Regions from separate parts of the Homo sapiens genome. Here region 2 is linked to region 1. The links are chromatin contacts, found by Hi-C or POLR2A ChIA-PET in ENCODE. All regions are on one chromosome and are shown on one strand. Each heading gives the region's core, a stretch centred on a gene start or an enhancer-like site at or near the end of the contact. The rest is flanking DNA. Distances are from core to core; before and after follow the strand shown.

Region 1 (7,333 bases), core at 2,658-5,157:
AGAAATGTTTGTGAAAGATATGTGAGTGATGGTGCCTGTGATTGCATGTGATAGTTTTGCAAGGCCTTTGACTAAAGCAGGAAATGCTGAATTGATCACCTGGTCTTTTGAATAGTGATTGGTTTTCTGCTAGTATGTTTAGATGTAGTCAGCCGGTTTCTCAGTATTGAAGTAGATCCTGTTGTAACTGTCATTCTCTGGTTGTATTAAAACATGATCGGAATAAAAATAACAAATACTGTATTTTCCTCCTCTCTTAGATTCATGCCCGAAACCAAAATGAAATAATTTTTGGGCTGAATGATGGATACTATGGTGCTCCATTTGAACATAAGGTAAGAAGATCCTTCTAATGTTATGAATTTTGTTTAGTGCAGGTGTGCCTTGCAGGTGTACAGGGTAGATATAATCCTGAAAACTCTGTGTAAATAGAATCATGCTTTAAATTTGTTGCTTAGTGTGGCTTAAGGTGGATGCTTTTTAATGGGAAAACTCATTCTGTAAGGCACATAACCATCCAGTCCATCTTTTCTAAATCCAGATTATATTAATTTTTCTACAGGAAATCTGGAGCTAGCTGTTTTCTCTTATTCTACATAACTCTTTGGGGGTTAAGAAAGGATGGTGAATTTTGATTAAATGCAATACAGTTTTATGAAATGTTTCAGATATCTTTTATAACTTTCAATACATTTAAGAAACTATGAATCGGTTGTTTTATAGTCAGCATTATCTCTACATCTAAAAGTTATTAGAGAAAGGAAAGGGAAGCGAATTCACATTTACCAAGTACCTACTATCTATGGTACTGTGCCAGGTGATTCTTGTCCTTTTCCTCACTTAATACTAGCCAAAACCAATGTGGTTTGTTTTGTCCTCTCCATTTTATAGTTAAGGAAAAAAGTTGTTTGAGATGAGCTTCGTAGGTTCACCCATCTAGAAAGTAGCTGAGCTGAAATTTCAGGTTGCCTGCCTCTAAAGCCTGTGCTTTTTCTATTCTACTATGGTGTTCTACCCAACAACCCTGTGCATTATTTGCTCTTAGTGATCATGTTGCTTCATAGCTCTTGGTTGTCTGAAATGCTGTTGCTTAGAGTACTTCATTTATTCAACAACATTTTATTGAGCGCCTGCTGTATGTCAGCCACTGTACTGTACTCCAAGTGCTAAGAACACAGTGGTGAGCAAATGGATAATTTCCTGCTGTTGTGGAGTATATATGCAAGAGGCAAACACTGATACAGTAATCTAACAGATAAACATGTAAACACAAATGGTGGTAAATGCTATATAAGCATATAATGAGGGCCTAACCTATTCTAAGGGCTCAAGAAAGGTCTTCTTGGGGACTTGACTTTTAAAGCTACACTCCAGATGATGAATAGAAGTGAACTGTGTAAAGGGAGTAGGGAGTAGGGGCTGAATAGAGAGAGCATTTCAGCCAGAGGAGGTTAACATGTTGGAAGGCCATGAAATAGAAGGGAACATGATGAGTTTTAGGGACTAAAGGAAGGTCAGAGTGATGAGGGGGGAGTGATACCCGATGGGGCTGGAGAGCTAGGCAGGGGCCACAGCACGCAGAACTTTTAAAGGATTTTACCCTAAGAACAGGGGTCTTTGTGAAAGGAGTTTTAGCACAGCAGTGTGATTATCAGATTTGCGTTTCAGTAATTTCATTCTGGCTGCAGTAGAGACTGATTGTAGAAGAGGCAAGAATATTTGTGGGAGACCAGTAAGGAGGATCTTACAGTATACCAGATAACAGATGTATTACTTTGAAACAGGGTGACAGTAGAATAGAGAGAAGATAGATTTAAGAAAGTTTTAGTAGATAAAATCATTAGGACTTGCTGATGATTTGAATTTAAGGCATAAGAAAAAGGAGGTGTCATGGATGACTTTTGGGTTTCTGGCTTAGATGAAGTAACTGGATGGATAAAGGTGTCAGGCACTGAGAAAACTAAGTGACACTGGAGGAAAACCAGGTTTGGTGGAGGCAGATTGTGAGTTGCGATTTGATCCTGTGGAGTTTGAGATGCCTTTGAGACATTCATGTGTAGATGGAAGTAGGCCTTTGGATCTATGAGTCTGAAGTTCAGAGGAGAGGACTAGGTTAGAAATATTTATGTGGGGCCAATGACAAACAGTCATTGGAGTCATAAGTGGTGATAAGATGGACTAGGAACAGGCAGTACTGTAGGAAGAAAGGGGGCTAGGTACCCAAGCCTGGAAGACCTCCAGTTTTTAAAGTCCACATAGGGGGCACCAGAAAAGATGACTGAAAAGAAGTGGCCCAAGGGAAAGAGAGCAAAGTTTTGTGTAGAATCTCAAAGTCCAGAGAAAGAAAGGGTTTTGTTGTTGTTGTTGTTGTTGTTATTGTTGTTTGTCTTTTTGCTTGTTTTTTTAAGAGGAGAGAGTGATCAAATAGGAGGACCAAAAATTGCCCATTGGATTTAGCAAAATGGAAGTTATTCAAGTGACTTCTTCAAAATTCAATTCAAACTCTGATAGACATTTTTCTTTCTTTATTTCAAAGCTCTCCTCTTCTAAGTTCCTATATCAACATACTATGTATACCTTTGACATAGGATATACCACTTTGCAACTAGGCTTGTCTTTCTTCCTTTCTAGCCTGTAAGCTTTTGAAGGACAGATTTCTATAAATAATATTGAATTCCCAGCACCTGCCACAGTTTTTGGGGTATGCAGTTTGCTTAGTAAAAGTGTTTGTGATTTAATGAAATAATTATGGGATTGCTACTGCTGCTGTTCATAATATCTCATGTACAGGGTTAGCTGTTCTAATACTGTTGCAACATTAAGTTCCTCCTGCAACTGGTATAACTCACCTTTTAGGACAATATCTGGCACATATAATAATAATATTAATAGCTAAAATGTATTGAGCATTACTGTATATCAAACACTGTAAGAGCTTCACATCTATTATTGTATTTAATACCCCAAGAACCTTATAGCCAAATCCTCAGAGCTGTTGAGATTTTGAGTAAGCCAATAACTAATACTCCTTTCTTCTCCTGAGTTTGGAGCAAGTTCAGATATAGGTGATAGTCTGTAATCCCAGTGGATTTTGGGAGGCTGAGCTGGGAGGATCAGCAGTTCGAGAGCTCAGCAGTTCGAGACCAGTCTGGGCAACGTAGCAAGACCTTGTCTGTACTAAAATTCAAACAAAAAATTAGCCAGGTGTGGTGACACGTGTCTGTAGTCCCACCAACTTGAGGGGCTGAGGCGGGAGGATTGCTTGAGACCAGGAGGTTGATGGTGCAGTGAACCCTGATGGCGCCACTTCACTGGGCAATGGACGAGACCCTGTCTCAGGGAGGGGAAAGAAAAAAAAAGGATAGGTGATAGATAAATGTAGATCAGAACATTGGCTTTATTACTAATAAAACTGATGGACAAATGTGATTTAAATTATGTGACTAAAAGAGTTTGCTGTGACTAAAAGGGCTTGTCGATTCCTTCTATATACTTCCTCTTGGACTGAACCTCCCCCACAAAATAACAAAACAAGTGAAACCAAGGTCTTCCTCTTATAGGAACAAAGCCTGAGCCTCCAAGCCAGAAGCAAAGTTTGTATGCGTGGTTAGACAGGTTGTTTCTGATTGGAGAGAACCTGGAAAGAATTAAGCCAGTCACACACAGGTCCATCTCTGAAGCCCAGCCATCAGATCAGTCATCTGCTGGTCCTGGAGAGGAGTGAGTGGAGGACACAGAGAAACTGCAGATGCTCCTTTCATGACCTTTTCTCCTGAGAAATGGAGTGGGGCATTTGTCTCCTGTGTGGGAACATGGGAATGCAGAGTAAGTGTTTCCCTCTAACGGGAATAATAGCTAGTATTTAGTGAGCACTTCTATGCTGGCACTATTCTAAACACTTTACACATTTTACCTTATTTAAACCTCACACTTGGCCTTTCATAGAAGAGGAAGTTGGCACAGAGAACTTAAGTAACTTTCCCCAAATTACGCAGCTCCCTGAGTAGCAGAGCTGCGATTCAAAAGCAGATGGTCAGTACATGCTTATTGAATATATGATCGTAATTAGTGGTGTACTTTCCCCTATTGTCCTTCAGTTAGTGAGCTTTGTTAATTGGATAAGTTCAGCAGATCTTGCCCCCTTTACCAGCTTTCAAATGAACACCTGACATGTAGACTGAACCTTAAAAAACCTTGTCTTTTTTAACAAAGCCGCAAGCAGAGTTTCCAGTCAAGATGACATTGTAAGTGTACACTTTGAGACCTTCCTCAGCACCAAGCAAGAAGCAAGGATTGATGAAATCGGAGAAATGTAAAAGAAATATTCCTGGCCGGGTGCTGTGACTCACGCCTGTAATCTCAGCACTTTGGGAGGCCGAGGCAGGTGGATCACAAGGTCAGGCATTCAAGACCAGCCTAGCCAACGTGGCGAAACCCCATCTCTACTAAAAACACAAAAATTAGCCAGGCATAGTGGCGGGTGCCTGTAATCCCAGCTACTCTGAGGCTGAGGCAGGAGAACTGCTTGAACCCAGGAGGTGGAGGTTGCAGTGAGCCGAGATCGCACCACTGCACCCCAGCCTGGAGGCCAGAGCAAGACTCCGTCTCAAAAAAAAAAAGAAAAAAAGAAGAATTATTCCTTCCTAAAACAAACAAGAAACCAAGGCAATAAACATCTCCCAAACAGAAGTGGAATAGAAACACAAAGAAGTGGGAAGAAGCAGAAGACTTGGGCCTTCTGGCCACTCTGCCCAGAAGTAGGCAGAAAGATGGGCTCTTCAGGGTAAAATGAGCACTAAATGAGCACGAAAAGCTGAGTGGGGCTCTCCCTATTAAAAAAAGGGCCGAGAAAAGACAGCTTAGAGAAACTGCAGAACTTTAAGAATAATCCTAAAAGGGGAAATTTGAAAAGCTACCAGCGAGAAAGGAAATATTACTCACAAATTAGGCTGACAGCAGACTTCTCATCAGCAGCAGTAGATGCCAGAAGAAATAGGTCTTCAATGCGCTGTTAATTATTAATTGTTTCTAGTAAACTTTCAGTCAAGAGTGAGGGTAATTTGAGACCAGCTAGGGTAACATAATGAAATACTATCTCTACCAAAAAAAAAAAAAAAAAAAAAAAAAAATTAGCCAGGCATGGTACATGGCTGTAGTCCAAGCTACTTGGGAGGCTGAGGTGGGAGGATTGTTTGAGCCAGGAATTTGAGGCTGCAGTGAGCTGTGATCGCACCATTGCACTCTAGCCTATGTGACAGAAAAAAAAAAAAAGCGAGGGTGAGAGAGCATTTTATTGATTGAGACAGAGTCTCACTCTGTTGCCCAGTCCCACCTCTGAGTAGCAGGGATTATAGGTGTGAACCACTGCACCTGTCAGGGATAGTTTTAAATGCATAAAGATTGAGAGTTTACTACCCACAGACCCTTTACCCATGCTGAATGATGCACATAGAAGATGATACCAAAGGGAGCATATAGTGTATAAGAAAACAGCAAGGGGTATACAAATGGTTAAAACATTAGTGAATTTAATTTCTGACTGTAAGCTAACAAACAAAAATAAATATCTGATAAACCTATGTGTTTTAAGGTGAAAGAAGCTAGGCCATTGTTATTCAAAATGTAGTCTGGACCGCTGCTTGTCTAGGAACTGTCTGTCACAATCTGTGGTGAGCAACGTGGAAAAAGTGAGGGTAAAAGTTTCAAAACTTCTATAGCAATTTGACGTTATTGTGACTCTTCATTGTATTTTACAAAAGTATCAGTTCACAATGGAATGAAGAAAAAAAAAACTCCAGCCAACTGGTCTTTCCCCACAGAGAGTGAAAAGCATTGCCCTAGACAACAATAATGAGAGTGGGTGTTCAAAGGGTTAAGACTCATTGAGATCACTGATTTGTTTGGGAGGAGGATAGAGATAGTAACCAACTTTAGAATTTGCTAGAAAAAATTTTGGTCAAGTGTACATGTTAAAAATTTAAGGATACCTAGTAAAGGCTAAAATCAGAGGGCTGAGTGTGTTGGCTCACACCTGTAATCCCAGCACTTTGGTCTCAAACCCCTGATCCCAAGTGATCCGTCCTCCTCAGCCTCCCAAAGTGTGGGGATTACAGGCTGAGGCACCCTGCCCAGACTGTATAATCCTAGCACTTTGGGAAGCTGAGGTGGGAGGATCGCTTGAAGCCAGGAGTTTGAGACCAGCCTGGGCAACAAAGTGAGACTCCCGTCTCTACCAAAAAAAAAAAAAAAAAAAAGATGGAAAGCAGAGATTATAGATTTCTAATTAGCAGAGGAAAAAAGGGAATAAAGTATAGAAAGCTTTGTCAACTTGGTAGGTAACAGAAAAGGAAACAAAAGATAAAAAGAAACATGTAGTGTGGGGGTAGCATTATGTCCAAATATATTTGTAATCACAATAATTATAAATGGATATCATATAGTTTTGAAGTATTTCGTTTAAAACTTTAAAAATGCTGAAGCAACAAGGCTTTGAGAACAGGATTAAATTTTAAGAATGAGTGTTTTATACAGAAGAGGAAAAGTTACCCTTAGGAAGCAATGACAGAGCACATTTTAAAGCAGCTTTCAATAATGCCTAAAATTTTTGTTGACCAGTTCTTTGGCATTCTTCTTTTTTACATTAGCTGTGACCAGAAACAGTTTTATTATTATTGCTGATGATTTTGTTGATGTTAATACTCCCTCTGTCTACATTATCTTAATATGTCTTCAGGCACTATGGATCTAAAAGCTGAAATTACTTATCTGTTCATAACTTTTCCCTCTTTGTTTATCTGCTTCTCCCAAAGGCTTTACATCTTTCTGTTGAGTTTTTAGGAACCAAAATCTCTTAACTATAGAATACAATGGCTAAGTAGTTCATTTTCACTTCCAGGAGTGTGTTGGACACTACCTAATACACTGAAAAATTTTTCATTAAAATAAATACTGGATTTTAATCCTTTGTTCAGTAACCTCTTCTGGCATTGTTAGGGAGTGATATATTCTGGTTAAGCGTATGTAGCAAAATGGTCTTTATTTGGCATACAAATGTGGCACTCTGTTTTTTTTTTTTTAAAGGAAAAAAAAATAGAGATGAGGTCTCACTGTGTTGCCCAGGATGGTCTTGAACTTCTGGGCTCAAATGATCCTCCTACCTTGGCCTCCCGAAGTGTTGGGATTACAGGCGTGAGCCACCACACCTGGCCAGATACTGCAATCTTAAGTATTTAATAGCAATTCAGACAAAAGAGAAGTTGAATAAGTGATGATGCAAATTTTTGTCTTAGTTGTAAAAGTGATTCATGATTTTTTTTCCTGGCAAAAAATGTCA
Region 2 (7,333 bases), core at 1,799-4,298, 450 kb after region 1:
CACACACCTCCCAGCTTTTCCTGAAGTGCATTCCTCAGGCCACTGATCTGAGATTCTCCATGGTCAAACATTCCTGGGAAACACTGCTCTGTCAAAGTAAATGACAAAGTAAATGACAAATGATCACCAACATTTCTCCGAGACTTTAATACTTCTCTGCCTTAGCTCCCACCATTCTTTCCATCGGGACTGCTTTTGTTTTAACTCGTTTCTCTCTGCCAAAGTTCTATGTCATCTGTCAAGGGTTGAATCTCATGCTTTTTGCACCATGATGAAGGCTTCTTGGATCCTAACAAAGTGCTTGAGGTGCCTGACGGGTGTCCCCACTCATTGAAAGAAATAAATTACTGAGTGCAATAGGGGAATGACTGAAAGGAGGGAGGAGGAAGTGATAGGTGGATGGGGAAGTGGAGAATTAGATCATTGGGAGTGATTGTGACCGGGTTAATGAGTGGTGGCATGCAGTAGTTTGCTATTCCTGTCCACAATTCTACTCATTGTGGGTGGTTTAGGCAGGATCTTGAGCTCTACAGGTTGGACTGAGGTTCCCACAGTAGCCTGTTGGTGGCTCTTGGGCAGCCCCCAGAAACAGGTGAAAGGTCCCTCTCCTCAGCCTTCCCCTTGGTCTCTCATTCTTTTCTGAGAATGAGAACACTGCCACCAAGTCTCTGCCACCACTGGACAGTGATCTAGGAGTGTCTTGCTGCATTGCCTGTTCTTGTCCTTTAGACCATCCCCATGGGCACTCCAGAGGAGAGGGCACCTGAATTAGTTTGACCAGAGAAACTGGTAGGGCTCTGTGGAAACTGGGCTGTACTCACTTCCCACCCAGATTCTGCAGCTCACTGGACACCCCTATACTGCCCCTCTCAGGGGCCATAGGAGGGTGGACCTCCAAAAGGACCCAAAATGGGGAGGCCTATTGACCTGCTTATCCTCATTTATTTTTTATTTATTTTTATTTTTTGAGACAGGGTCTCACTGTCACCCAGGCTGGAGAGCAGTGGCACAATCATGGCTCACCACAACCTGGACCTCCTGGGCTCAGGTGATCCTCCCACCTCAGCCTCCCTAGTAGCTGGGACCACACAAGTGCACCACCATGCCTAGGTAATTAAAAAAAAAAAAAATTAATGGAGACAAGGTCTCACCATGTTGCCCAGGCTGGTCTCAAACTGCTGGGCTCAAGTGATCAGCCTACCTCAACCTCCCAAAGTACTGGGATTACAGGCATGAGCCACAGCACCTGGCCTGACCTACTTATCCTTATAAGCAATTTCCTCTGGAACCGTCACATCAGCAAATTGTCTACCCTCTTTGAACCTCATTTCCTCCTAACTCTACAATGGGTCTATCTATCTCACAGGCTAGTTTTAAGTTAAAGTAGATTAAAGTGCCTGGCCTATAGTAGGTCCCTAGCAGCAGTTACTTTCCTCCTTTTCCCCAGTCCTGATTCTGAGCTGCTAGACAGAGACTATTTTTCAGTTTTCCATCATGTGGTGTCAGGACACTGAATGTAGGATAAGTTGGGATGATGGGAGGGGGCAGCTGTGGCCCAGTCCATGTCAAATACAGGTGTGCAAATTTTAAAAGAAGCCTCACTGCACCTCTGCCTGCCCCCCTCCTCCCACTCCAGGGAAGGCTTTCCTGAGCCTTTCCCCTTCAAGGATTGCTTTTATTGTGCCATCTTGTAACTAGCCGGTTTTCTCATCAGTCTCCCACTCACTCCCACCCACCTCCCACAGATATGAACTTCCCTCAAATCAAGTGTCAGGGATGACTCAGGTCTGTGTCCTCAAGCCCACTCAGGGCTTGGCACAGAGCAGCCTCACCAAATAGAATAGTGAGAAGGACGGTTCTCTATAGTTGTCACTGAAGGTCCCTAAGGACAGTTTTACTGGCTGGGAACAGTGGCTCACGCCTGTAAGCCTAGCACTTTGGGAGTCCAAGGCGGGCGGATCACCTGAGGTCAGGAGTTCAAAACCAGCCTGGCCAACATGGCAAAACCCCGTCTCTACTAAAAGTACAAAAATTAGCTGGGCATGGTGGCGGGTGTCTGTAGTCCTAGCTACTCAGGAGGCTAAGGCAGGAGAATCGCTTGAACCCGGGAGGCAGAGGTTGCAGTGAGCCGAGATCGTGCCACTGCACTCCAGCCTGGCGACAAAGCGAGACTCCAGCCCCCACCCCCCAAAAAACAGTTTTACTTGCTGCTGAGAGGGTGCAGAGCTCTTCCAAGAGTGAGTGGGCACTGGGAGCTGAGACAAGGAGAGGAGATGATGTGGTGAGAGACGGAGTGGACAGAGCTCAATGAGGAACAAACTACTTTGTGATTTCCCCTTGTATTCATTCATTAAACTCAATTAACAGTATTAAGTGCCTAGTGTTTGCCAAAATCTTTGCATGTTCTGGCTTGGGGTACTGCAGTGTGTTGGGTGAGTGATATGGATCTTGCTCTATGCATTCTGGGCAAGTTGCTCAGCGTCTCTGAGCCTCAGTGGTATCAACAATATGGCCATAATACCCAATGTTTCACGAGGTGCTTCTGAGACATAACTTAAAAAAATTTTTTTTAGTGACAAGGTCTCGCTTTGTTGGCCAGGCTGGTCTCGAACTCCTGGCCTCAAACAATCCTCCCACCTCAGCCTCCCAAAGTGCTGGGATTACAGGCATGAGCCACCACACCCCGCCAACACAACTTTATTTATGTAAACTGATAGACACAGTCCCTGCTATATAATTGTTCCCTATTAAAGATAATAAAAATCCTCACTCAGTTCTGTGTGGTTAGAACGAGGGCTCCAGTAGGCCTTGGAGTTCAGGCCAGCAATCTAGTTCCTTCATCCAAGAGCTCAGAAAACTGGGGCCAGAGAAGACAGAGGTGGAGCAGGAAGAGATCCCTGGCCAAAGGCTTATAGAGCACTCTCTTTCCATCTATGCTGTTGTTTTTCCCAGAGTTTAGAGTCTGCAGAGCAGGCGTGTATGCTGGTTTGCCAAGCGCTCCTTTGGGGAAAGTGGTATGTGAAGCTGGGGCGCAGTTTGCACATAACAGAGCAATAAAGGCGACTTCCTGGACTCACAGCTGAGGATGCACTTAAGGACTGGGCCTGCAACGTGCTGCTCTGAGCACTTCCTCTCTCTGGCTGTCCCTTCTGCTGAGTTACAGCCTGGCCCGGGAGAGTTTATTGCTTCACCCCAGAACATTCTCTTACTGGATAGAGTTTGAGGCAATAATAATGATACAAGTGTATCTGTAAGATTTTCCACTGTTTCCCTAGTGCTATCATATTCTTGATTTCATTTGATCCCCGAAACGTGTTTTTTTGTTGTTTTGTTTTTGTTTTTTTTACAGCTGGAGAAACTTTGGCTCATGGAGATAAGTATCTTATCTGAAGTCTTGGTTCTGATCACCAGGTAGTTTCACCAAGTCTAGTGCTCACTGAGTACTTGAAATAAGAGTTGACACTGAGTGCCTCCTGGATGCCAGCCTCTGCTTGAAATGCTCCACCTGCAGTAGGTCCTAGTAATCCACACAGCCACTGTATGTGGAAGACAGTTATTATTCCTTCCCCAGATGAAGATGCTGAAGGACAGAAGTGAAGCAACTGACCCAAGGATACACAGCTAGAGATGGCAGAACTAGGGTTCAAATCAAGGCAGTTAGGCTCCACAATCTATGTTCTTCATCTCAATGTCAGGGTTTCCTAACCTTTATGGGGATTTTGGGCCAGATGATCCTTGTTGTGGGGCTGTGGGATGCTCGGCAGCATCCCTGGCCTCTACTCACTAGAAGCCAGTACCACTTCCTTGCACCACGGTTGTGACAATCAAAAATGCCTCCAGATATTGCCGAATGTCACTAGGGGGTGGGGGTGGGGCAAAATCACCCCCAGTTGAGAACCGTTGGTCTGTGTTATGCTATTCTAAAAATGACAACATATAGTTATTCAATGGCAACCCATAATTTGACAAAATATGTTCCTGGAGACCTCTTCCCAAAATGAACCAATATTCAGACTCAAACAACCTTAACTGCTCGCCTCCTATGCCCAATTTATAGACCATTTAAAAATGCACTGATGCCTAAATAAATCAAGTGACTTGCCCAGAATAACAAAGCTAGTATGTGACAGAACAGAAACTTGAACATTGGTTCCAAAGTCCACATGACTTTTTTTGGTAGTATTCATTCTGATGTGAGATAACTGTATTTTTTCAATTCTAAGATACATTTTATCCCCACAGTTTAATGGTTTTGAAATTGAGATGCAACATAAAACTAGTGTATGTTTATAGCTGAAATATGTTTTATTCCCCTAAAAGCTATTATGTAATTGAAAATGTGTCTCCACCAATAGCCTCTTAGAATTGAGACTCACGGGCTTGAGCTGTGAGAGTGGAGGATGCTGATGGAGTCAGATGGAAGGAAAGAGACACAGCAGTAGCCCTCCTGTTCTGATAGGACACCGGGCCTCTGCCCTGGCCATCCACACCAGTTCTGCATCCTTACCTGCTGACCTATCCAGTCTTTGTGACCTAGTTCACACCACACTCCTCCAAGAAGCCTTTCTAGGTCCCTTGGCACATATCTCACCCTGTTCTAATTTCGTCTAGAAGCCTTTTTTCTGTCAGAGCATTTTAGTAACAATATTGTATATAGCTGATTAAATGCTTTCTCCTTCATCATGAGATATGTTAGCATCCTTGCTTTACAGATGAGGAGACAGGCCCAGAGAGGGGTGGCAATCTGCCCAACATCTCTCTCAAGGTCAGTGGAAGGGTGGGGAAAATAAGTGAGTCTCTGGGTTCTTCACACCAATATTTCATGCTTGTCGTGGGATAGTTAACCACAATCAGCTGGTGAGCAGTCGGGTTAGCCAGACCTTTCCTTGGAGAAAGTGGCATTCCAGGATGTGATGAGGTTTGCCCATAGACTCCACAATAAAAACTGTAATACATGAGCTCAGAGAGGTGAAGTGGTTTACCCAAGGCCCCACCACTTCAAAGTGACAGCATTTAGATGGGGTGTCCCGATACCCTCCTTGTTGCTTTCTCTGGTTCCTTGCTGCTGTTTTGTCCAACCCTGACCCTTTTCTCACTCTGATGCTTCCAGGTCCCGGCCACACTTCTCTCCACTTCCTTCAGCAGGAAAGGGACAACAGCCTCTTCTAGGCCCATGTCTCTGCTCTTATTGATGTCACACGGGCTGTGGCTCCTCCAGCATCTCCCACCAATGCTCTCTTCAAGAGCCAGATTCAAATCCCTCCACCCACCACAGTGACATGCACCAGGACCCTATGCACCAGACTCCAAATCAGAAAGCCACAGAGCTGGCCAGGCGCAGTGTCTCATGCCTGTAATCCCAGCACTTAAGGAGGCTGAGGCAGGTGGATCCTTTGAGTTCAGGAGTTCAAGACCAGCCTGGGCAACATGGCAAAACCTTCTCTCTACAAAAAATACAAAAATTAGCAGGGAGTGATGGTTTACATCTTTTGTCCCAGCAACTAGAGAGGCTGGGTGAGAGGATCGTTTGAGCCCAGAAGGCAGAAGCTGCAGTGAGCCGTGATCACATCACTGCACTCCAGTCTGGGTGACAGAGTGAGACTCTGTCTCAAAAACAAAAAACAAACAAGGAAGAAAGAGCTGGAGGAAAAGAGACATAAAGTCCATCCCAGCAGTGCTGCATTTTGGCAAGCCACCTGGGGATGACACTGCCATCTTATAGGCTGTTACGAGGACTGAAATGACAAGACATCTGTACAAACTCTTGGTGCACCTTCGAGTGCTGTGGGATTGAGGCTGGCTGTGTGGTGCAGTGCGAAGAGCACTGCCTCTGGCTTTGGGCAGACACGGACCTCAGGCAAATGATCCTGAAATTCAGTTCTCCCATGGGAATAATATATCAGCCTCATCAAATTGTGGGTCCACAGTGCCTGGCATACAGGAGGCACACAATAAATATTATATTCCTTCCTAAGTGTAAGCGTCATTATATGAAGCACAGCAGAATCAATCCTTTAATTCTATTATTTAAGCACATGGATAAATCTCATGCTATGGGTAGGGAATTTAACCTCAAATGAGCACTAAGACTGCTAATAATTTTAAGGCACAAGGATTTAGTCATCTGTCTTTCAAGGAGACTGTACGCTGGAAAAGAATGCAGTCCAGAAGAAGATGCCACTATGTATGGAGGGTGATTTAAAAATGCGCATCTCTTCATCCATACTGTTTCAGGTTGGCTCCCCTTCTGTATAAAAAGGCAGGAGCTGAGACACAAGCAGGTTCTAAAGAGGGCAATGAAAATTACATGGGTTGTGGTTTGAGCAGGGAAGGAAGAGAAGAAAAAATAAGGCATAAATTATTTCACTTGGAAAGGAAGGGGTAAGACGGGTGATAAATAGGAGGGTATTATATGGCAGCAGAGGGTGGTGAGTCGCATGCCAAGGTTGTTATTGTGGCAGGGGCCTGGGGGCCAAAGGGATCACGTCTCGAGACTTGGAACACATTGGAAGAAAGACTATACATATCACAGACGTTATTAATTATGATTAACAGTGGCCAATGTGAGGTTTGCTTTTTGATTGTCTTTTTTTTTTTTTTTGACAGTTTCGCTCTTGTTGCCCAGGCTGGAATGCAGTGGCATGATCTCGGCTCACTCCAACCATTGCCTCCCGGATTCAAGCGATTCTCCTGCCTCAGCCTCCTGAGTAGCTGGGATTACAGGTGCCTACCTACCATGCCCGGCTAATTTTTGTATTTCTAGTAGAGACGAGGTTTTACCATGTTGGCCAGGTTGGTCTCAAACTCCTGACCTCAGGTGATCTGCCTGCCTCAGCCTCCCAAAGTGCTGGGATCACAGGCGTGAGCCACTGCACCTGGTCTCTTCTCTCACTTTCTAAACACGCCCAGAAACTACAGGCTGTACTCTGCCATATGCATCTCACCTGCGAAGGGCACTGTTTCTATGACCAGGTCACATGAGTAGGGCCAACTCCTAAGCAGGGCTTCCTAGGTTTTCATGGATTGGCCCCTAAATCCCTTTCTATCCTCACTTTGGTTGCTTTCCTCCCCTCCAATCCTCTAGCCACTCTGAATTTCCCATTGGCCCTAGAACCCACCATTTGTTCAACAAGTATGGAGCAACTATTACATGCCAGGTCCTGTTTTACACATTTGGAATACAACCAGTAAATAGGACAAAGTCCCAGCCTTTGTAGAACTTATATACTAGTGTGGGAAGACCCATTATTTCCAGGAAAGGTAGGCTAGTTTTGAAAGGGTAGTCTGAGAAAACTTCTCCGTGGAGAATATTTCAGCAAAGACCTGAATGGTA

The links. Hi-C counts contacts between places; a loop is a spot of excess contacts on that map. ChIA-PET counts read pairs that join two places held with the same protein, here RNA polymerase II (POLR2A). Pooled maps may share reads with other maps.
Region 2: a map of gastrocnemius medialis shows a loop between it and region 1 (2.3-fold over the local background). The contact joins two enhancer-like sites. A Hi-C loop is called at or near these places in 11 of 168 maps with a recorded cell type or tissue (aorta, astrocyte of the cerebellum, gastrocnemius medialis and 8 more) and 8 of 50 pooled maps. POLR2A ChIA-PET finds 5 or more read pairs at or near these places in 3 of 52 experiments (Panc1, T-cell and activated T-cell).

Annotation. Positions count from the first base shown.
Region 1 is chr11:75,888,569-75,895,901 of GRCh38, forward strand. UVRAG (UV radiation resistance associated) reads left to right here. Exons shown (of 15, transcript NM_003369.4): 5 at 261-335. Among named protein-coding and RNA genes, the nearest start is that of UVRAG, 77 kb to the left of the region's middle. Within about 2 kb of position 3,908, at least 4 of the 41 ENCODE cell types and tissues checked have a DNase peak (open chromatin) inside an H3K27ac peak, as active enhancers do.
Region 2 is chr11:76,336,368-76,343,700 of GRCh38, forward strand. No RefSeq gene overlaps it. Among named protein-coding and RNA genes, the nearest start is that of THAP12, 41 kb to the right of the region's middle. Within about 2 kb of position 3,049, at least 14 of the 41 ENCODE cell types and tissues checked have a DNase peak (open chromatin) inside an H3K27ac peak, as active enhancers do.